3 separate regions of the Mus musculus genome follow, and regions 1 and 2 are each linked to region 3. A link is a loop called in an ENCODE intact Hi-C map of the cell type or tissue named here. Cell type or tissue: left cerebral cortex. All regions are shown on one strand.

Evidence for each region. A loop is a pair of places that touch in the nucleus more often than their neighbours do. Peaks named below come from ENCODE experiments on the same cell type or tissue, not always from the same donor. Only the 100,000 strongest peaks of a DNase experiment are listed, where the experiment ranks them.
Region 1: a loop joins it to region 3, with 2.3 times the contacts of the local background. A loop is called at or near these places in 3 of 42 quality-filtered maps.
Region 2: it touches region 3 in a loop (2.5-fold over the local background); 3 of 42 quality-filtered maps call a loop at or near these places.

What each region holds. Positions count from the first base shown.
Region 1 is chr16:32,149,948-32,157,947 of GRCm38, reverse strand. All of the region lies in intron 1 of Nrros (negative regulator of reactive oxygen species), which reads left to right. Among named protein-coding and RNA genes, the nearest start is that of Nrros, 12 kb to the left of the region's middle. In left cerebral cortex, no CTCF peak of the experiment used is centred here; DNase peaks (open chromatin) are centred at 2,201, 2,742, 3,321, 4,159 and 2 more places; H3K27ac peaks cover 1,268 bases.
Region 2 is chr16:32,161,487-32,169,486 of GRCm38, reverse strand. Nrros (negative regulator of reactive oxygen species) reads left to right here and starts at 3,893. Exons shown (of 3, transcript NM_001347181.1): 1 at 3,893-4,107. In left cerebral cortex, no CTCF peak of the experiment used is centred here; DNase peaks (open chromatin) are centred at 1,169, 4,036 and 4,870; H3K4me3 peaks cover 1,862 bases; H3K27ac peaks cover 1,600 bases.
Region 3 is chr16:32,241,287-32,249,286 of GRCm38, reverse strand. It overlaps Fbxo45 (F-box protein 45), which reads left to right and starts at 2,262. Exons shown (of 3, transcript NM_173439.2): 1 at 2,262-2,793. The coding sequence starts at 2,476. Wdr53 (WD repeat domain 53) reads right to left here and starts at 2,060. Exons shown (of 3, transcript NM_001185162.1): 1 at 2,020-2,060. It overlaps Gm25848 (a small nucleolar RNA gene), which reads left to right and starts at 5,432; the gene lies at 5,432-5,575. In left cerebral cortex, no CTCF peak of the experiment used is centred here; DNase peaks (open chromatin) are centred at 2,117, 2,658 and 4,227; H3K4me3 peaks cover 2,639 bases; H3K27ac peaks cover 1,322 bases.

The DNA.
Region 1 (8,000 bases), 91 kb after region 3:
AGGTTAAATGAAAATAAAATATTTTTTTTTAATCATGATGTTAAATTGAGTAATCAGTTGACCAATTTAGGGAGCATTTTGCCTTTCCCTGACCAAGCCATGAATGAAGGATTTTATGTGTGTGTAGAGATATGTATGTGTATGTATATATGTATGTACATAATTGATAGTAATACTACTTTTGTTTGTTTTTTGAGGGGGAGGGTCCTTAGTCTATACCCAGGGTCTAAAACTCATGGCAGTCCTCCTGTCTCAGCCTTGTGGGATAATAGATGTGAATCACTACACTGGACAAGATTTTGACCTTTGAAGACTCCAAGTCAGTTGTTTTGTAGTGCAGTACAGCCCTGGCTAGGATCCATTTGGGTTTCATCATGACTGGGTTCAGGGTATGCCCTCACACTTGGGGACTGTGAGGACAGAGAATTGCGCTGCTTCCAAAGTTCAGAGCACCTGGACAACTCTAGATCTGAACTTTTGCTGAAAGCTGGAGTCCTACTAATCTTGTACTGAGAATCCAAGGGAGCAAACCTGCCTGCCCGGAACTTTCTGTGCTGCCTGGGACCATGTGAAGTAGTCACAGTGGAGATGCTAAAGCTCTTTATGCTGTGGGCTGAGATCAGCTGCCCTTGCTTCCAAGATCCTAGGTGGCAGCTTCTGTGTGCTTTTACACAAAGGCAGACTTGCTTTCTCTCAGAGCTCTCCCTCTCTCTGCTACATAGTCACACCCTCTGTGTGTTCAGAGTGTCACCTTCGCAAGTGATGCTGCAACCTGCTTCTGATGACCCCTGTCCCCAATTCATAACTTCTTATCTCTAATACAAAATGACTCTGACAGCTACCTGCCTTCTCCACAAAGCCCCATTCTTTATGACTTTAAAAAGCTTCTCCATTTGAGGAGAAAGCTCTTAATTATGTGGTAATGTATGTATGACACTTGCTAACAGCTCCTTTAGCAACAAGGTTGCAGCCCCTTTCCTGGCAGCAGCTGGTATGGCAGGAACAGTTGGAGGGGTGGAGAGGTGAGGATGCCACCCTGTCGTCCCAGTATCCGGAGAGGGCTCCTGGGACTTCCTAGTGGAATATGATAACTGCACTGTTTAATCCCGGTCCCTGCAGTGCAGTGTCTCTTGGGAGCTTTCTGCAGATGTGTAGTCTAGAAGAGTGTTCCCAGCCTGAAAAACTGCTATTTTTAAAGTCTTTTACTTTTTCTCCATCATTTCATGCCTTGCACGCAGGACCTCCCACACCTGCTTGTCTGCTGCACGCTATTACTGAGCTACACCCCAGCCCGGGAACACCAGCCCTTTTAGTCTTTCATTTTGAAAGCCTCAGAAAGTTGATCAGACTGGCCTCAGAGTTGTGATCCTTTGGCCTCTGCCTCCCAAGCTGGCTGGATTACATTCATCACCACTGGTTCTACCTGTTTATCGAATACTGCTTCAAGGCCATTTCATTTACATCGTTAGATATCAGAAAGGAAGCAGAATAGTCCCAGCACTCGGGAGGCGGAGGCAGACGGATCTCTGAGTTCGAGGCCAGCCTGGTCTACAAAGTGAGTTCCAGGACAGCCAGAGCTACACAGAGAAACCCTGTCTCGAAACGAATAAACAAGAAGAAGAGGAAGAGGAGGAGGAGGAAGAGGAGGAGGAGGAGGAGGAGGAGAAGGAGGAGGAGGAGGAGGAGAAGAAGAGGAAGAGGAAGAGGAAGAGGAAGAGGAAGAAGAAGAAGAAGAAGAAGAAGAAGAAGAAGAAGAAGAAGAAGAAGAAGAAGAAGAAGAAGAAAAAAAAAGAAAGCAGAGGTCACCTAGAGTGTTTCAAATGGGAAATGTCATGCAGGAGATTGTCAGAAAATCATGGAAGAGGCTAAGAAGCCAAACAGTAGCCCCTTGGCTCCTTGGCCATGCAGAAATCTGTACCCTCGGTAGGAGGGAGGAAGGGAGGATGGTGGTCCCAGAGTCTGGGGTCACCAGCAAAGGCTCAAGGGGAGAGGGAAGGGAGAGATATTTTGGATTCTCCACTCTCCTGCCCCCTAACCTCCCAGCAGTGCTCCCAGTACGAAAACATACGGTGGGGAACAAGCAGAGCCTTCCGAGCTTGTCGCACGAGGCGGAGCATGGCCAGCTGAGGCCATCATCATTCTGACGATAGATAGCTGTTCACCAGCCTGCAGTGTGCCCACGGATCATCCCTTTCTTCTCTTTAAAAAATATATTTTTAGTTACATGCATGTGGTGGGTATAAACACATACATGAGTGTGTGTGTGTGTGTGTGTGTGTGTGTGTGTGGTACCCCGTGAGGCCAGAAGTGTTGGCTTTTCTGGAGCTGGATTTATAGGAGGTTGTAAGCCACATGACATAAGTACTGGTAATCAAACTCAGGTCCTCTGCAAATGCAGTGAGCTCAATTAACTGCTGAGCCGTCTCTCCAGCCACTTTCCTTGATTGTTAATATAGACCTTTAGATCCAGCCTTCCTAGATAGATGTTCTGAATTTAATTGGTATAGCCATGCAGTCATCCCTCTAGATGTTCACTCTGCTGTCTTTTTTTCTGTACCACACAGAGTTGATACATAAGAACAGCAGTCACCCAAGCTGCTAGGTGCTGTTTGGAGCTCATAAATAATAATTAGGTTATTAGCGGCTTTCATGGTTAATGAAGCACTTTTGCATATACCATCCTCGGCGGCACTCATAAAAGTCCGTGAGTGGATATCATTGCTCCTGTTTTGCAGGAGGACTATCCAAGTCTTGGAGACTTCACACCCATGATGGAGAGTGGAGACAGAATTTAAACTCTGGACTGTCAGGTTCCAAACTCTATCGTCTTTCTATGACATTCTGTTACTTAATGCCAGATGTTGCCCTTACAGGCATGGTGAGATTTATTCCTGTATGTATGTTGGTGTGTGTGTGTGTGTGTATGTATGTATGTATGTATGTATGTATGTATGTATTCTGGGCTAGTTGGCTGGGTTTAAGAGGAAAGAACACATTTAAATTTTGTAAACATTTTGGTGTTTCACAAATTAAAATTACGCTTGTGGGTGTAATTCTCTAGCACACCAGTCTGAAGCATTGTGCAGCCCTGGAAAGCTGCACTCTTGGCCTGCTGTACACATCGAGATTTAGTTTGTCAGTATTCAGGGTACAGCAGCACGTAGCAGCCCACGCATGACAGGAAGTGGAGAAGATTTACTGTGCTGACAATTCCCGTTTCCCTATCTCTCCTCTCTGTGAGCCGCAGGACGTTCAGTGAGATGAGAACGTGAGCGAGCAATTCTTTAGCGTCCTTGGCATTTTCTAAGTTTGGCAACCTTCTCTCAGGATGGGCGGGGATCCCAAAGTTTCAGGGGCGCTTGTATGTGTGTGTGGGAGGGTGCCGGGAGGACAGTGAGGACAGGAGTCCAGATGGCTCTGCATATGCCATCTGTGCCCTGTGCTGCAAATGTGCAGAAATGGAAAGAAGGCCCTGGGCGGGATTCCCAGAGGCTAGCAGGACTGATCCCAGATTGTTTCTGTGGCATCGGGAGCTGACCTGGCCTTCAGTGATTTCTGATAGTCTATTTTTTGCTGGTGGAGCATTCATATCTGTCCAGGATGTTAAATCACCCTTTGGGATGGGTACACATGCTAGAAGAAAAGCAAAGAGGTGGGAGGCAAAGGTGGCCTGTGTGTGTCAGTGCAAGGTCTGTAAGTGTCATGGAAGGTGAGGAGGTTCTTGTTAGCAGGGAGAGACTGAAGAGCTGCCCTGTGGTTCTTCCTGGTGAGGATGGGGCAGATGGACCTGGACCAGGCACTTGATGAAGCTAAAGGAGGTCAGGAATGCCCCAAGGCTGTTAGGTCTCACACTTGGAGGGTTGTCCAAGCAATTACATCTATGGGGGCGGGGTAGGGGGGAATCCCCCAGTTTCCCACTATGGAGCTCAGAGAGGGAGACCTGGACTGCTCTCAGCCCTTGATACTCAGACCATTTGGAATCCTGGATAGACCAGTATCATCCCTGGATCCTTATTCCCCTGGAATTTGTGAAGACGGTGCTGTTACCTCTTCATTGGAGACTTCTGTTATTAGATGTATCATTTCAAGCCTTCCCAGGACTGTTGTTCACACACAGACAAGAGAGCTACAGCTGCACTTCAGAATTTTTTTGATCCATCCAAAGATTGCTTTTTCATTTTCTCAAGTTTTTTTTTTCTTATCCAAGTGAAAACATGCACTTTTTTTGGTGGTGGAGGTGGGGAAGGGCCATATTTAAAAGAGCTAACCGATGTGATAGACATATTTCTGAAATCCGTCTTCTTTGTCTCTACCTCTGCCTCCTCCTCCTCCTCTTTTTTTCAAGACAGGTTTTCTCTGTGTAGTCCTGGATGTCTAGAAACTCACTTTGTAGACCAGGCTGGCCTCAAACTTAGAGATCTGCCTGCCTCTGCCTCCAGAGTGCTAGGATTAAAGGTGTGTGCCACCACTACCTGGCTTGAAAGCCTTCTTTCAGCAAGATAATTAATATATTTATGAGTCCAGAAGCTACAGTTAGTATTTCTATCCGAGTTTCTCCTTCTTTTGTCTATTCATTCATTCACTCATTCATTCATTCATTCACTCATTTGTTATTCGACGCGTTCTCACGACCGGCCAGGAAGAACACCACAGACCAGAATCTTCTGCGGCAAAGCTTTATTCTTACATCTTCAGGAAAAGAGAGCAAGAAGCAAGAGAGCAAGAAGCAAGAGAGAGAGAAAAGCAAGAGAGAGAGAAAAACGAAACCCCTTCTATTTTAAAGAGAACAACCATTGCCTAGGGCGCATCACTCCCTGATTGGCTGCAGCCCATGGCCGAGCTGACGTTCACGGGAAAAACAGAGTACAAGTAGTCGTAAATACCCTTGGCTCATGCGCAGATTATTTGTTTACCAACTTAGAACACAGGATGTCAGCGCCATCTTGTGACGGCGAATGTGGGGGCGGCTTCCCACAGTTCCCCCTTTTTCTTTTAATAAGAGCAAATAGGCCACCCATATTAATGAGAGTGGAGATAGAGGTCAAATCCCCAGTGTGTAGGTAAAGGAGCCATGTACAGGATTAGCTCTTAGGCTCACAGGCTTTTACCCAGAGCAACCCTGACCTGCTCCCGTGTCGTTTTGCCTGGGGGAAGGGAACTAGGACACTGAACCTTCATGAAAGATGACATGTCTCCCTAGAATAGGCTCATATATGCCGCAGAGCCTTTCCATTGCAGTGCTTAGCCTTGCAACTCTCTCGGGCTGCTGAAGCACACTCACTCTATCTCGTGCAATGAGACTAGCCTCGTGAGATATAAGAGCTGAGTGGCCAGCGACCTATTGCTTAAGCATAGATATATCAGGGGAAGCTCCATGTTCTAGTCCTGCAAGCGCCTGGGCAATAACCACCTTGTCTCTCTTAGTTTGGGCCTTAAGCTTACAGACCAATCAAAGAAGCAACACTAATCCACAGCAAAGTGTATCTCCAAATAATATTAATCCCACCCAATTTTTTAAAGAAAGAAAATGCTGAGGAGATCCAATTGGGTAATCCTTTGGTCAGCGACAGGTCCAAGCGCGTGGAGTTGACCTGAAGTCTCAATTCTCGAAGGATCTGTTTAAATTCAGCCATCCAATTCTGTAACATATACTGAAAAAGACTTTTTGACAAATTAGCTGCCCTAGTAAATTTAACATACTGAATGGAAATAACACACAATCCCGGAAACTTTTGTTCACATTCCTGCTGAGTTATTTGTCATAATACATCTAGTTGTTTCTGGACAAGATCTATGAGTTGATTAACCAGCATGAGACCTCCCTGTATCTTGACATTAGCTGAGGCCTGTTCATCTATGACTGTAGTCACTGAGGCTGACAAAGTGTTAATGGTGTCAGTCATCTGGACCTGTCCAGACAGAACCAAGGCTGTCTGAATTAAGGCCAAACCCAGTTCCCAGTTAGTGGTAAAAAGGCAGGAGAATACTTGAGCATTATACATCACCGTCATTGGGAGTGGAAATGTCGACATTATCCCCCAACGCTGCTCTCTCTTTATTATTGACGCCCTGGACATCACCAAGACGAGGGACATTAGTATTCCCTTGGTCAGTCTGGATTTTTCGGGTGAGTCTTTCTGGTACCCAAAATGGGTTGTCTTCATTCTGTGGGAAAACACAGATAGCTCCCCTGGATCTTATCAAGATAGGATCCGGGCCATACCATTTATTATCAAGGACATTTTTCCATTTAACCATCTCATTGGGCCTATCTGGCTCTGAACAATGACGTTCAGCCGCAGTATGGCCATGAGCATCAATATTTAAAAAATTGAGTGTAAAGAGTGCCAAAGACACCGACACTCTTGGTGCTCGGGGTACAGTCTCCTCAAAAGTTCCCCTCTTCTGTTTTATAAGATAGGCTTTGAGGGTGCGATGCGCACGCTCAACAATACCCTGTCCTTGAGGGTTGTATGGAAGTCCAGTCAGGTGGGTTACGTCCATCTGACGGCAGAACTGCTGAAATTTTTGCGACGTATAAGCTGGTCCATTATCAGTCTTAAGGAGTCTGGGTTTCCCCCAAGCACTCCATGCCTCAAGACAATGTTGAATCACATGTGAGGCTTTTTCTCCAGTTAACGGAGAAGCAAACATGATGCCAGAACATGTGTCAATGGACACATGGAGATATTGAAGTTTTCCAAAGGAAGAAACATGTGTAACATCCATTTGCCAGACCTGTAGAGGTCGAATACCGCGTGGGTTAATTCCCACATGAGGAACTGGCAAGAACTCACAGCAGCTTTGACATTGAGTAACAATGTCACGGGCTTCTTTTCTTGTCAAGGAGAAACGACTGCGTAATGTTTCAGCCGTCACATGAAAATTATTATGAAAATTTCTTGCAGCCTCTACCGGGGATGATAGGGCAGCAGCCACCACTTTAGTGGCCTTATCTGCCAAATCATTTCCCAGAGCCATGGGGCCAGGTAGGCCTGAATGGGCTCTAACATGAGTAATATAAACAGGAGATCTTCTAGATAACAAAACTAATTGTATCTGCTGAAAAATATTGGCAACTCTACTGGAAGGCTTAATCACTCCAGCCACTTCTAAAAGATTTACTGCATTTACCACATAACAGGAATCTGACACAATATTAAGGGGTTCTAAAAAGGTTTTTAAAACTTCTAAGACCACTAAACATTCTACCACTTGAGGTGAATTTTCATTATATTGTTTGGATACCACTTTACCATTAGCCACATAGGCACCTATGCCAGTTTTTGATCCATCAGTATATACCACAATCCCATTTTTAAGTGGGTTTCTTACTGTTATTTGTGGAAACACAACAGATTGATTTTGGGCAAACTGTAAGATTGGATGTTTTGGATAATGGTTATCTATTTTTCCTGAAAAGGAGGTAACTAAAACTGCCCAATCATTAGATGCGGCTGCCAAGGTTTGAACCTGTGCAGCGGTATAAGGTACAATTAAAAGATATGGACTTTGCCCAAAGTGGGTGATTGCTGCTTTTAGGCCTTTAAGGGCAAGCTGTGCAATTGCATCAGGATACCAATCTATTATTTTAGCTGGGGATACGTTTGGATGGATCCACAACAATGGCCCATTCTGCCACAAAACTGCAGTTGGCAATTGTGCTGTCTTAAAGACACACAAACTGAAAGGTTGCGAATCCTCAATACGTTGTAATTGTGCATTCTGTAAGGCTTTTTCCACCTTTTGTAAGGCCTGGTTAGCAGCTAGAGTAAGAGTCCTAGGGGAGGAGATATGAGGATCTCCTTCTAAAATACTAAACAAAGGCCTTAACTCAGCGGAAGGAATCTTTAAAAAAGGTCTGAGCCAATTAATATCTCCCAACAGCTTTTGAAAATCATTTAAGGTATGGAGGTGATCTCTTCTTATCTCTACCTTTTGGGGCACAATCTTATCTGGGGACACCACAGAGCCCAAGAATTGTCCTGTATCAGAAATTT
Region 2 (8,000 bases), 80 kb after region 3:
ACAACCAAAACCAAAACCAAACCAAACCAAACAAAAATAAATAAATAAAAAAGTCAGTAACTGGAGAATGGCAGACAAGATAGACTTATTTATTTATTGCCTATTAGTTCCCTTTTCTTCTTTCTTCTTTGAGCAAATGTTTACTGAGCCTCTTTATGCACATCGGGCAGTATGGTTTTTAGAAAAACATATTGGGCAGTATGTTTTATAGAGTAGCACATGGTTGCTACCCTCAAAAGTTTGCAGTGTAATTGGGAAAACAAAACATAATTTCAAAAAGATAAATCACAACAGGAGCTCTGTCCTGAGGCCAGGGGGAATTGTATACCATGTGCGCAGAGGAAGAGTCAACCTGAGGTGGGAGAAAGCTTCCCGGAGGAGGGGGAGTCCCAGCCACGCCTTTAGGATGGAAAGTGTTGGGAAAGGCAGGGAGATCATTCCAGCCAAGGAGGTCTCTGGACAGAGAGAGGATGGCGTGTGTTTGAGGAAATGCACACTGAACAGAGTGAATTCTGGGAGCCTGAGCCAGGCACTGGCCTCTCTTCTCATTGAGATGGCATAGGGCTGTACGAGCGCGTCATGACAGTGTGATGGTATTGCCAGCTTGACAGGATTTACTGTAAGAGACAAGCCTCATGCTTGTCAAGGCTCATCCAGATTAGATGGAGGTGAGAAGACCTGCCTTAACTTCGAACGGCACCATGGGCTGGGTCCTCCACTGGGTGAAATGAAGAAATGGAGCTGAGTGCTAGCATTCATCTTCCTCCTGTTTCCTGAGTGTGGATACAGCATGACCAGCTGTCTTAGGCCCATACCACCATGACTCCCAAACTACGATGGAGCCTAGAACTGTGAACCAAAATAAACCTTTCCTTCCATACGTTGCTTGGGTCATGGCAACAGGACAAGAAACTACTATAATACAAAACCTGCATTGTTGAATAGGAGCCAGAAGAAACTCCATAAGGCCAAGAGAGAAAGCTGTGCTTAGAGGAATGTGTCTGGCCAGTGATAGCAGGACCTCTTAGGTTGTGTTGGAGACCAAGGACTCTGATCTTGGGTCTTGGGAAGGAGCCTAGAATATCCAGCTGAGCAGGAGAATTCTGGCTGGACACTCTGGCTTTCAGACCTGCTGGTGTGAGGAATGTCCTGTTTTCAGCTTTGCCCTAGTTTCTCCTGGAAGTCTTTGGGTCCTTCTGCTGCTACTATAGAAGAACAATCTGTGCCATTTTCCAGCCAACTACAGCCTTGTTTCTCCACAGCCTTTAAAATGGCCAGCTTCTAAGTTTCCTTGAAAGAAATCTTGCCGAGAATGCTAATGGGTAAAGCATATACAAGTAGGTATATGCTACTGGGTGTGGTGATAAATATGTGAAGCACTTGGGAAGTGGAGGCAGGGGGATCAAGGCAGGGCCAACTAAATGAGACTCTGTCCAAAAAAAAAAAAAAAAAAAAAAAAAAAAGCAAAGAGGAAGAAAAGTGGATGAGGATGTTAGAACTCAGGCATTGTTGATTCTTAAACTGGCTGAACCAGGATTTAAACACTGGCCCAGGTAAACAGGGACAATGGCTGGCCATAAAGGCCCTAAGCAAGGAACGAATTGATCCCCACACTTTTTCTCGAATGATCGATCCATGGAAGATGGGTGGAGTCTAACTTGGAAGATGGACAAGATTTGGGACAGGTAGACAACTAAGGAAGTTACTGAAGTCATCCAGACATGAGTTGGTGAGAGCTAGACACTTGGAAGAAGGAAGAAGGCTTATAAGATGCAGGAAGTAAACAAAAGCAACCCAGGAAGCTCCTGAAACATGCAAGATTCATAAGACTCTCTTCCCCAAGCCCATAACACAGTAATCTATAGAGAGAATCTAGTGGGGAGCCACCTGTGGGTGTAGGAGTCTCTGGGAGTGCAGTTTTGTGAGTTGTCATTCATGCTAGGGTAGGTTTCTTGGTGAATCACTGTGTTCCTATAAGTAACCCCAGGAAACTCACCGGCTCTCTAAGCTAGATTTGGGTGGAATTGGTTCTTTGATCTGTCATCAATGCCTTGTTGTGGTGAATAACTGTTAAGATCTCCCCAAGAAAAGTCACACAACAATCAGATTCAAGAACCATTCCTAGGACAGAAGACATAACTCAATGGTTAAAAGCACTCAGTGTTCTCTCAGAAGACCCTGAGTTCTCTCCCAGCCATGATGTGGTGGTTCACAATCACCTGTAACTCTAGTTTTAGGGGGTTTGACAACTTCTTCTGGTATCCTTAAGCATCTACACACATGACATTCACTTACATAAATACACACACATACTCCCTTATAAAAATAAAAGTATATTAAAAAAAAAAGAAAAAAGAACATTCCTAATGTGACATACACCTGTAACCCCAGCATTTGGGAGGCTGAGACTGGAAGTTCATACCTGTAAAATAAAAATAAAATATAGCCGGGTGTGGTGGCACACACCTTTAACTCTCAGGAGTTAGAGGCAGGTGGATCTTTATGAATTTGAGGCCAGCCTCATCTATATACTGAATTCCCAAACAGCCAAGGCTATGTAGAAAGAGCCTGTCTCAAATAAATAAATAAATAAATAAATAAATAAATGTTTTAAATATGAATACAAGCCCTTTCTTGGAAAAGAAGCTTGGTGCTAGAGATAAGAGTTAGCCACACACTGGTAGACACAAAGGAAAAAGTTTGAGTCAGAAACCTTAGTGTGACACAATTTTCTCTACACTTGTTTTCTTCTTCAATGGTGCCATCATTGTTACCTTTACAAGTGAATAAATGTGTGTGTGTGTGTGTTTACATATATATGTAAAACAGTTAAAGTGGAAGAGGCCATGAATTTGGAAGAGAACAGGGTGGGATATATAGGAATGTTAGAGGGAGAAGGGGGAGGGAGAAATTATATTTTAATCTCAAAAAAAATTTAAAGGCTGTATAATTAATTTACATAGTTTTTTGAACGAACCCCCCCCCCCCAGCCCTCATCCCCGTTGCTTCCTGCTGCAGGGCATGGAGCCGCCCTTTGGTGTGGTTTGTATACTCAGTGAGACTCCCTTGAGAGATGATTTTTCCTTTGTGGATGGTTGGGGCTGGGAGCTCATGTCTTTTTCTCCATCTTAGAGCTGGGACTAGGTCAGGTCTGGATCCGTGCAGACGCTAGCTAGGCATGCTGCCACAGTTGACAGTGAACTTTCTACACAGCATTATCAAAACAACGCTGTTGAACACCCGTACTCAATAGAGCCAAGAAGTTTATGGTACTATCTGCAACGCGGGGTCAGTTAAAAACCAGTAGACAAAAACCTTTCTTTTTCTTCCATTTGTCCTTCTTGTTTATTTTGTGTGTGTGTGACAGGTCACACGAATCCCAGGGCAACCCCAAACCTGCTCTTTGGGCTGGGATGACCTTGTACTCTGATCCTCCTGCTTCAACCTCTCCAGGGTTGGGATCACAGGTGCGTGCTGCCATTGCCGACTTCCTTTTCCCTTTATTTATTTTCTTAATTTTTAAGAAGTACGGTGCCCAGAAAAGATGATTAGTTAAGGACTGACTGAGTAGATGAAAACAGACGACTGGATGGATGACCCTTCTAAATGGCGGACTCGTCCCCCTTTCCAATTAAACAAATTTGTGTTGCCCTTCACTGAATTCTGCCCCAAGCTGGCCCTTGGATAGAAGCCTGTAGAAGAGTTCCTGGAACAGCAGACCACAAGCCAGGACTCCTAGTTCCCATGTGCCATCAAAGCAGGAGCCACAAGAGCATGCTTAGCGACGACCTAACAGAGCTTGGCAGGCTGCACCTGTAGAGTGACAGCCCTGCTGGTGAGGGGCCATGTGCTACCTGCATCCTCGTCCAACCCCACCCCCACCCCACCCCCCGCGGTGGCAGTTCCTTCTAAGACGCGGGCTGAGTGCTGAGTCGCTGAGAGGCGAGCTCTCCATGTGACTTCAGTTTCCGTTGGTTCCTTCCGCAAGTGCTAAAATAATCTGATGCCCCAGAGCGAGTAGGCAGCGCAGCAGCGGCAAGTGCTGTCCAGGAGGCTGGGGCCCTGGAGACGATGCGCCCCGCGGAGCCGCCTGGGCCTGCGGGAGCAGTGAGTATTTCTTGCGTGGGTTCGTTGAGCATTGCCGGGCTACAAGAGGTGGGCGAGCTGGGACCGGGTTGGGTGGTGGGAGGTTAGGCATCAGCTCCCCCACCCCACGCACGCCGCGCTCAGGCTCATTGTGAAGTTGTGGTATCCAGTCTCTCCGCCTCTGGGCTGGATTTGGGGGGGGGGCTACACCTTTGGTGTAGGTGGAAGTCTCAGGAACTCTTACAGCTGAGAGAGGAGGTGTGTGATGTGGGAGAGGCACGTAGGGCTTTACAACCAGCTATGGTTTGATTCCTGGCTCTTTCAGGGAGAGTGTGAACAGGTTAGGGAACTTTTCGGAGCCTCCTTTTTTTTCCTCATCTACACAGTGGTCAGTGCTCCTTGCCTAGTCTGAGTGACCGGACGTCATGAGAGGACGCTGTGAACACTCAGCATACGGGTGTTTGCATCGACTCCTTTGCCCATCAACATAAATTGAGACCCACCATTACACAGGCAAAGACACGGAAATCCATCCACAGTCGCACTTACTTAACCGGGATCTTCCCAGGGTCAGCTGTGTGTGTACATCCAGAAGACAGCAAAAGCCCTTCTCCTAGAGCCTTTGTCCTGGGTAACTTGTGCTGGGGTATTATTTGGTCCACAGCTACCCAAGTGTCAGAGAGAGAGATTAGAGCCAGGCTCTCCTGACTCCTGCTCAGTGCTCTGCTGTGGTCCTCTCGGCCTCTGCAGGCACAGACACACATCCATGGACCTACCCACAGGCTCGCTCGCACTCAGGAGCTGGGCAGGGAAAAGCACTGCTCTCCCTGCAGTTGCTAGCTCACCATTGCGCTGCGGCGATGACCACGTGCCCCACTGTAACTAGGATCGGAGCAGACTAAGGAAGGCTTTCCAGTGTCTCTCTCTGCTACTGACCGTGAGGTACGGACAGTTTTCACGGTGTTTGAGGCCTGGGGACACCCCCTATGAGCTTTATATGTGAGCCCCAGAGTTCCTAGAGGGGGTTATAGACTCATGGGCCCAGAAAAACAAAAAACAAAACAAAACAAAAAACCTCAACACTTAGGTTAAAATCAAAACCAAACAGCCTCACAAGAGAAGGTGCCTTCATTTGACTGGTCCTTCGAGAGAACTCTGGACAATGGTACACACTCCACCAGGCTGTCCTGGAGCTCATTAGCTTCTAAGCCAATCTCCACTGGCCTGACTTGTGAAGCAGGAGGCAAACCCTTTCTCCTTAGTGATAGAACTGTCCGTGGATAGATTCTTGGGGAACTAGCTTCTGTACTGTGTCTAATATAAGCCAGTGACACAGAAGATTGTAACAGGGCCAGCCTCCTTCGTAGTCCCTATTGACTGGAGTCAGGATTGGGATCGGACCAAAATACCTAACAAAACCCAAAGAAACAAAACCTGGACTTCTTAAGGAGGCATGGTCTGGTCGAACAGTAAAATGTAGTCAACAATGCTGAACTGCAGGTCTGAAAATGGCTAAATGATAGAGTTTATGTGATAAAACAGATGAAGGGAGGGAGGGAGGGAGGGAGAGTGTGTGTTTCCCCCCCAAAAAAGCAACCAAGCAGTTGTTATCAGAAGCGGGGGAAATGAAGTTGCTAGACAGACTTTTCAGGACAAACAGAATCAGGGGCTGAGACCCAACGTTTTGTGTCTTCAGTGTGTGACTTTAGCCTCAGCAGAGGGCACAAAGGAGGAAGTAGAACTTTGCCCTGGTTCTCACCAGTGAGGTGGGTACAAAGAACAAGGCTGGGACCAGTGATGCGCTCAGCGTGGCCACAAAGTTCTGTGAGGTCCCCAGGGACTCCCCTCCTCAAGCCCCAGCCTCCACATTTACCACCCTCAGGCACTGTATGTGGGCTCACCTTGAGTGCTGCTGCCTGGCCCTACCTCTAAGAAAGATAACAATCTGGAGGGGATTTCTCTGCAGGAGATAGCATTTGAGGCTCTGACTTTCTTTCACACAGCTTCTGCTCAGTGAACCCTGTCTATCTCTGGTAGCCCTGGTATCTCCTGGCTTTCCTTGTCTCCCTTGGATGCTAAGACTGAGCACTGACCCTCAGCCATCAGCTCTCTCCCTGCCCGGCCTGGGGCCACATCTTTCAACTTCAGGCAAGTTAATGGTCCTTGTAACCACCCACCAAGACACTTGAAACTTCCCCAAGGGGACTGTTCTCAGCCTCAGCCTCCTCAACGTTGGTCTGACAGGTTTTCAAAATTTTGTGTTTACTTAACTAAGGTGATTGACCAGAGGTCAGAAGATGTCATTAGATCCCCTGGGACTGGAGTTAACAATGGATGTGAGCTACCATGTGGTTGCTGGGAATTGAACTCAAGTCCTCTGGAAGAGTAGCCAGTGCTCTTAACTGCTGAGCCGTCTCTCCAGCCCCTACTTACAGGAATGTTTAAAGAGTTCCGTTGTTTTATATGCACTCTGAAGTATTTTAGAAGAGCTGTACTGGTGGCCATGGTATTTGTTTATTTGTTTGCTGTTGATGACTGAATGCAGGACCTTGGGCACGCTAGGTCAGGCTCTTCCACTGATCAGCCAGGTCAGGGTTCTCTTCTGCCTCCCACCCTTTTAAAGTTTTGTTTTGAGAACAGGTCATGAAATTGCACAGGCTGGCCTCAAACTCACCATCTTCCTGTCTCAGCCTCCTCAATGCTGGGATTACAGATGTTTTACAATGCCTAGCGATTTGGCTTTTTTTTCCCTAAATATTTAATCTACCTGTATTTGAATGTGTGTGTGTGTGTGTGTGTGTGTGTGTGTGTGTGTGTGTGTGCGAGCGCACACACACAATATGCATGGAGGAATTCACAGTCTCAGGAGAGAGTATCAAATCCTGTGGAACTGTATTTACATGCAGTCATGAGGCCCCATGTGGGTGCTGGGAACTGAACCCAAGTCCTCTGCAAGAGCAGCACACCCTCTTAACCAGTGAGGCACCTCTCTGACCCTGTCTATTTGTGCTGGGGTATGTGTTTGTTTGTTTAAGATTTATTTGTATTGCTCTTTATTCATTTGTGTGTCTGTGTGTGAGCCTACATTGTACATGCAGGAGCCTTTGGAGACTGGAAGCATTGAATCCTCTGGAACTGGCAATGTTGTTGTGAGCCACCAGAGGTAGGTGCTCCTTGACGTCTATTTTTATATAATAATAATAATAACAACAATAACAAATGAGTTGAGTGGTGGTAGCGCACACTTTCAATCCCAGCACTTGGGAGGCAGAAGGAGGGGAATATCTATGAGTTTGAGGCCAGACTGGTCTACAGAGTGAGTTCCTTGACAGTTAGGGCTATTACAGAGAAACCCTTGAAAAACCAAAAATGAATCAGTGAATAAATAAATAAATAAATAAATAATACAATGAATTGAAGGATAAGTAAAATATGATAAAAATAAGTATAGTAAAATGTTATAAGCAGAAGGTAGGTAGGTGGTGGATATACAGTGGTGCCTGATGACAGACTTTTTCGATTTTGTTCTATGCTAAAGTCTTGTCTTGTCTTTTCTTTTCTTTCCTTTTCTTTTTTCTTTTGGTTTTTCCAGACAGGGTTTCTCTGTGTAGCCCTGGCTGTTCTGGAACTCACTCTGTAGACCAGGCTGGCCTCGAACTCAGAAATCCTCCTGCCTCTGCCTCCCAAGTGCTGGGATTAAAGGCGTGCGCCACCACGCCCGGCTTTCTTTTCTTTTCTTTAAAGATTTAATTATTTTATGTATATGAGTACACTGTAGCTGTCTTCAGACACCCCAGAAGAGGCATCAGATCCTATTACAGATGGCTGTGAGCCACCATGTGGTTGCTGGGATTTGAACTCAGGACCTCTGGAAGAGCAGTCAGTGCTCTTAACCAACTCAGCCATTTCTCTAG
Region 3 (8,000 bases):
ACCCCACCCCCCAAACCAAAACAGAGATCGCAGAATGATATCACTAGATATTTCAGAGACTTGTCTTAAGAAAGGCAAGATAGGGGCTGGAGAATGGCTCAGCGGTTAAGAGCACTGACTGCTCTTCCAGAGGTCCTGAGTTCAAATCCCACAACCACATGGTGGCTCACAACCATCCATGAGATCTGATGCCCTCTTCTGGGGTTTCTGAAGACAGCTACAGTGTACTTACATATAATAAATAAGTAATTAAATAAATCTTAAAAAAAAAACAAAAAAAAATGAGCAAAAAAAAAAAGGTAAGATAAAGGATAAAGTATTTGATAACTGGATTATCTCTACCTTTATGTTTTTTTTTCAGTGTTTTTTTCAGCCATACCTTTATTCATTAATTTCTACTATCTATATGTACAAGCCTGGGGGATAGGGGAGAAAGCGAGTGTGATCAGAAACTGTCTGAATCTGTCTTCTTGCCCAGTTTGGTCCCAGCCTCATGGCTCATGTGATCCTCTCACCTGAGGCTCCTAAGTAGCTGGAGCTATAGACTCTTTGTACCATGGTGCTCTGCCTATGCCTTTCAATCTAACCATTCTCTATAGTTCTTTACTTTCTTTTCAGAGCCACAAAATTTAAAGGAAATGTAACTGTCATTCAGACAAAATTTGGTTCAACATTCAGGAGCCATGAAGAGAGAGGCCATTATTATAATGTGTGAGTCAACGCTCCTTCATAGCTTTGGACTAAAGTTAGTCCTGATGTGGAGAAACTAAGTGACAACCAAAACAACCAGAAGACTGTGGCATTAGCATGACCACAACAGACAAGAATTTGGGTTACTTGGTGCAAGACATCTTGAGGAAGGGATTAGCAAATCATAAGCATGTAATTATACCAGGGTAGGGAAGCAGCTGCTGTTCATTTGTTTTTACTAAAAACCAGGAAGTTAATTACACATAGGTGGATCTCAGGCAAGGTTTACTACATAAAAATTGCATGACACTGGACTTGATGCCTGAGTCTGTGAGCCCTATTATTATAATAATCACTTCATAGAGCTGCGTTGAGAATTATATATAAAAAAAAGTCAGATTAAAAGATCTCATCTATGCCTGGCTCACACTGTAGTTCTTTTACTTTATTTTATGTGTATAGCATGTATGTGTGTACAGCTCAGTCATTCCCGAAGCCAGAAGAGGGTTTGGCTCCCCTTGAACTTAAGCTACAACTCAGGTTAAGCCTTGAGCACCCATATGGGTGCTAGGAACGAACCTAGGTCCTCTACAAGAGCAGAAAGTGCTCTTAACTGCTCAGCCATCACTCCAGTCTCTATTATTCTTTTTCTAAATGCTCTTTAAAATAGCATAACTAAATAATGCTAGGTTCTTTTCCTCCCAGGAAATCATCTTTATGTTTCCACCTTACCTCATTCTAGGGATTAACAAATTACCAAACAAAACAAAACAAAAAAACCCAACAACAACACGTTTTTCTTAATCTTTTTACTACTACTTTTTACTGAACACACTATATTTTGTCCAAAAAGATTGTGACACTTAGTATTCAAATGACACTTTGAGATTACCTACACTTGTTTATTTAATCTCAAATATAATAAAACCTGCGTATTTACGAGGGTTGCTCAGGTTTAGCCACCTTACTTTGAGAATGGGTTCTGGTGAGTCCCCTACGGCGCTAGCCAGGAAAAGAAGATGTCAATTTCTCAAGGTAAAAAAAAATAAAATATAATAAAATGGATCTAACCTGACCACGACAAGAGGTCCTCAACTGCGCAAAGGGAAAGGAAATTGATCCAAGCGACCTGAAGGTGAAGGATCTAAGAATTGGCTAGCAAAAAAGGGAAGTGTCGTGAACAAAGTTAGAGAGGGAGCAGAAACCAAGTGAGACGGGAAACTCCGTAGGAAGAGAGGCCAAGGAGAGCCGAGTCAAGGCCATTAGAGGAAAAACAGAAAAAAAGCACTTGCGAACAGATCCGAACCCCGCTGGCCAACAGCCTCATACCTGGGCTTCCCGTTCCCGGTGGCGCCGAGCGATGACCTCACACGCAGCATCCAATCCCATCAAGCTTTAGGGAGCGAGGCGCCTCTGCCGAACAGTCACTTCCGGGCAGAGAGGCGCGGCGGGCGAGCTGGGCGTGCGCCCTTGCTTCTTGCCCTCAACTCGCATGGCGGATCCCGGGGCGCGTCGCGGGCAGGCCGGGCGAGGCGGGCGGTTCCGGCGCCCGCGCTGAGCGGCTCCGAGGGGCGGGAACCCGAGCGGCTCGCGCCATCTGCCCTCAGTGAGGCGGGGCGCGCAGCGGACGCCCCGGGGCAGGGGCGGGAGCGGTGGAGGCGCGAGCGGCTGGCGCTGAAAGGGGCGGTGAGCGAGCCGCTCGCGGCTGTAGGCGAGGCTTGGCCTCCCGCGCCGAGACGGGGCGAAGCGGCGGCGGCGGCGGCCCTCGGGCCGGCTGGTGAGGCGATGGCGGCGCCGGGCCCGGGGGCTGGGGCAGCCTCGGGCGGCGCTAGTGGTGGCGGCGCCGGTGCCGGCGGCGGCGCCAGCGCGGGCTCGGGGTCCTCCGGGGTCGGCGGCCGGTTGCCCAGCCGGGTGCTGGAGTTGGTGTTCTCCTACCTGGAGCTGTCCGAGCTGCGGAGCTGCGCCCTGGTTTGCAAGCACTGGTACCGCTGCCTCCACGGCGACGAGAACAGCGAGGTGTGGCGGAGCCTGTGCGCCCGCAGCCTAGCAGAAGAGGCTCTGCGCACGGACATCCTCTGCAACCTGCCCAGCTACAAGGCCAAGGTGAGGGAATCCCGGGGCCACGTCGAAGCTCGGCTCCTCTCCCGCCCGCCGCTCTCGGGGTTTATCTTCAAAGCTTGAGTCAGAGGTTTCACCTCAGCATCCCGCCTTCCCACGGCTTCAGCCAGTCAGGACCACTCTCACCCCTCCTCTCCATAACGATCTTTTCTTTGGATTGAAGTTCTGCTTCGTAATCCACCTCACTTTTTAAAATACTAGGTGGTTTCCCATCATTCATTTTCAGCAGTCTTTCTACTTTCGACAGTCTTTGCTCTTAAAGACAGATCACCAGCCGATACTCATGAGCATGTATTTTTTCTGGCCTCCAAGTAGACTTAAGGCATTAGTTCGTCGATGTCGCTTTAAAATAGGTCTAGTTGCTGGGATCTTTTGCGTTCACTACCCCTTTTCCTAGCTCTGATTAACAAGAACATTATTTTCACCCACGTTCTCTTAGGGCCACAATATTTCACGATTCCAAGTGATGATAAGACTAGGCATCCTGCTAATTAACTTGTAAGAAAGAGACTTTACTATTACTTCCTCTCATTGGCACCATATAACTCATCACACTGCCTTGTCCTGCTGTGATTGATAACTTTTTCATAGTTCTACTCAGGTGATGGCTCTTCTGGCATCTAATATGTTGATTCCTGTTTTGCTGGTTTTGTTGTTGTTGTTGTTCTCGCTTCTTGTGCTTTCATAACAAAATTAAAATGCTAACAAACAGGTCATGGCAAGACCAAGTATTCTCCAGCCCAAACAAACAAACAAAAGGCCTTGGGTTAAGCTCACATAGATAGATGGTAGCTCTTCAGGAGAGCAGTCATCAAAGGCATATGAAGCCGGTGTGATGGTGCATTCCTTTAATCCCTGCACGCCACAGGCAGGTGCATCTCTGAGTTCAAGGCCAGCTTGGTCTGCCTAGTGAGTTCTAGGACAGCCAGGGCTGTATAAAATGAGAGATGATAAAGTCTGACCTGGAATGTGGTAAACACTCTTTTTTTAATGCTAAATTGACAGTGAGTGTCTAAGTCATTTTTAAATGTGAAATAAATCCACTATTTCTTTTAATATACATGTATTATTGTAAATATGTGTATACACTTATGTCTGTTTTTGGAGACAGGGTCTCAATGTGTAGTTCAGGATGGTCTCCAACTTGCCAACTTTCTGTCTGTTCCTTCAGAGTGCTGGGATTATAAGATGGGTCACAGCTACTGGTATATTCTTTTATATTAAAACAAGTTTTGGTGTGATAAGAGAAGGAACACTGCTGTTGAACATGTCAATTATCAGATAGTCTTTCTTTTTTTCTGAGACAGGGTCACAATATTCAGCTCACAAGTTCTGAGTCTAAAAGTGCCACCACTCCTGGCAAAAAAATTTGCATTTTTGTATTTGATAAAAATACACATGGGTGCGCACGCACACACACACACACACACACACGCACACGAAGAATACCAGTGCCCACAGAGTCTAGAATAGAGTGCCAACTCCTGTAGCTGGAGTTACAGATGCATGTGACCCCCTGCAACATATATCCACCCCCCCAACACTGGGATTGAATTCTGGTACTCTGGAAAATCAGGGAGCACTCCTAACTGCAGCCTAAATTGATATTAGTTTTGTATATTTCCAGAGAGATTTTAGTTTTAAGTCTCTAATGCCTCATTTAACTTTCTGCTATATGTACTGCAGCTACAAGATAGGCTGGTACTTACCCTGGGTTCTTTTAGGTGACTATTTTGAAGATGGAAGATTAATTTAGGAGGACTCAGAAAGCTAGAAGTCTTTTTTTTTTTTTTTTTTTTTTTTGGTTTTTCAAGACAGGGTTTCTCTGTGTAGTCCTGGCTGTCCTGGAACTCACTCTGTAGACCAGGCTGGCCTCGAACTCAGAAATCCGCCTGCCTCTGCCTCCCAAGTGCTGGGATTAAAAGCGTGCACCACCACCGCCCAGCTAAAAACGAAAAAATCTTACCAACACTTTGCCTTATGGGGAAGTAGTGGAGTGCATGTGTGTTTGTTTGTGTGTGTGCCTGCCTGCGTGCCCGTGTTTCTTTTTGTTTTGTTTGTTTGTTTGTTTTCAGTACTGAGGATTGAATACATGCTAGCTACACCCCCAGCCTGGAGGAATATCTATGAATCTGATCACTGTAGTTGTAAAACTGTATCTGGTAAATATTATGAATGAGAGTTGCATGCTAGTCTGAGAGTCAGTAGGGGAGGTTTTAACTAGGTGCGGAGGGCAGGAAGAGACTTCCTCATAAGACATGGTGCGTAAGCTCAGTGACACCTCAAAGTGTTCCTCCAAGAGGAGCAAGAAGAGCCTCTGAGGAGGGAGTCTGGCTTGTGTGAGAAACAAGAAGACTGTCAGCAGCTGCAGAGTGTACAGGCCATCTGGTTTGAGTAAGGTGAAAGGACTGGGACACGCACACTCCAGTGAAGCTTTTCCAATTGGAAGCCAGAACAAAGGCCTTGGGGAGTGGTGGCATGACCAGTTTGTGGGTTAGTTTTGACTCCACTATGGAGAACAGGTTGGAGTTTGATTTTAGAAATGTGGTAGATCCATTAGAGAGGATGTAGTGAAGGAGATGGAGAAAAATGGACAAGCTTAGGGAATAGAAGCTGCAGAATTTGATGACTGTTCCTCCTATTGCCTTTAGATATGGCACTAGGATTTTAGGTCATCATAAATTAAAATTGATTTTTTTTCACTCAGAGAATATTAAGATACTGGGATTATCTATGTATTCTCTGAAATTTGCGGGATCAAACAGTTTTTGGGGTTTTTGTTTTAAAGACTAGAATTTGGCAGTAGTTTTGAACTAGAGCTGAGGAGGGAGGAGCTAAGGGTGACTTGTAGATAGTATTTGGCTTACATAATCTAAGTATCACTTGAGGGAGAGTTTGAAGGAAAATGACAGCAAGTTCACTTGTGGAAGAGCAGAATTCATAGTGCTTTTGAGATATTCACCATATTTCAGATAGGCAGCTTCTGGTAGCCAAGGATTAGAGGCAGTCTAGGCTCAAGATAGGAATTTCTAGTTGGATTGAATGAAGGGAAATACGATTGCAAAGGTGTCCGGGAACTAGCTATATTATGGAAGAAGGCCTTTTGAAAGTCTTTGATATATTCTTTGGGCTTTATTCTGCAATTGGAAAAGCCATACAAGTTTGACCAGAAGAACAGTGAAGTAAAACTGTGCTTTAAAAAGATTAGGCCATGAGAGACAGAGGGCACGTAGAGGAAAGACACGCCTGGAGGAGCTGTCCCAGAGAACAACTTCACATAGGTGACTGCGGGCACCCAGTGGGATTAGGGAAGGTGGGTGCAGCAGAACTCCCAAGGAGTCTGGGCAACCGAAGGCTGAGGGTGAGAAGTGTTTGGTTGATTCATTTTGTTCTCTTCCTTCCCATCCCTACCTTTTCTCTCCTCCTTCCCTGCTGTGGCCCAAAACCAAGCCTGATCTATGCTTAGCACTCACTCTGCCATTGAGCTACATAATTTTTTTTTTTTAGATTTTATTTATTTATTTCATATATATGATGAGTCACTGTAGCTGTCCTCAGACACAGCAGAAGAGGGCATCAGATCCCATTACAGATGGTTGTGAGCTACCATGTGGTTGCTGGGAATTGAACTCATGACCTTTGGAAGAGCAGTCACTGCTTTTAACCACTGAGCAGTTCTGAAACGTTCCTTTTTTTTTTTTTTTAATAACTCAATTTTACTTATTTCCAAGTAGCACTTATCCCAGATATTTTGTATCTAATTATACCCTAACTTTCAGACTTATATCCTGAGCTAAGCTTTTTTTATTTTTGTTTTTAGGAGCAGAATTTCAGTTTGTTGAGAAAGGGTGGGTACTCTGGAGAGTGAGGGTGGGCCAGGGGGAAGTGTGTGCTGGGCTAGGTCTTCATGCTGTTGAAATAAAAAAATCTAGGTTCTTCAGAAATAAACTATGACGTAGCCCTGGCTGTCCTGGAACTTGCTCCATAAGCCAGGCTAACCTCGAACTCAAAAGACCCAACTTCCTCTGCCTCCTGAGTTCTGGGATTAAAGGTCCACTTGGCCTTTAAAATTTATTAATTGGGTATTTTTTTCATTTCATATGAATATTTCAGTATTTGTTCTAAAAACGACCCATAACATAATCATGATACTACTGTCATCTCTAAAATGAAACTGACAGTAATTTCTTAATACAAGTTGTCTCATAAATGTGAAATATTATAGTTTAATTTATAGTTTATTTAATCAGTATATGTTCCTTTGACAAGGAGTCTCTAGGTCTTGTAAGGCTTAGTATACAGTATACAGATTGATTGCATCCGCCACCTCCTGCTCCTTCAGCTTATTGGTTACCATCTACGTTCCTTAATGTTTACTCCGGTTGTTCTTCTCTCCTTCCCGGTTCCTGTAGATGCTACACTGTAAAGCACTGACCAATTGAGATTACAGTAGATTTCTGTTTAGTTGGTTGGTTGGTTGGTTGATTAGCTGGTAGTTTTTTTACAAAATACTTTTTAATAAAATCATGTGCTTAGAGGTGTGGTAGGAAACAAGATCCTTATACTTGTGTGTGATGTTAGTGAATGGGAATTCAGGAGAGAGGGATGATGGGGATGGGGTGGTCCTGTCAAAGAATACCCTCATGGAGGTGGCAAGAGAAGGCAAGGAGAGGACGCATCGAGGGCACCAGGAGCCGGGCAGGCAGGTCGGAAGGAAATTCGGGCAGCCTGCTCTGGAAGGCTCTGAAGCCAAGTGGAGCTAGCAGTTGCTGTAGTGCTTTGTGTAGAGCTATCAAAAGTCTTTAGCTGGCGTGAGAGTCAATGGAAATACTGTTTTAGAAAGCGCTGGAAAGAGTTTAAGGTTAAGGACGGAGTTTGTAGACTTGTAGGGGGCAGAGGAAGGGAGTCACTATAAATGAATGTGGTAGAGTCAGTTCAGCAAAATAGGAAGCTGGAGTAGGAGGTTAAGGAAGAGGTTGTTAGTATCACTGGGGCAAAGGGAAAATGAGAGAAAAAAGCACCTGGAATTTTAAGAGTAGGAATAGGCAACAAGGAGATAGGAATGTAACTATCCTGAGGACTCGGGTCTCTTCGTGTCATTCTTTTTCTTTCTTTTTTTATGGTTTATTGATTTTATGTATGTGAGTACACTGTAGCTGTCTTCAGACACACCAGAAGAGACATCAGATCCC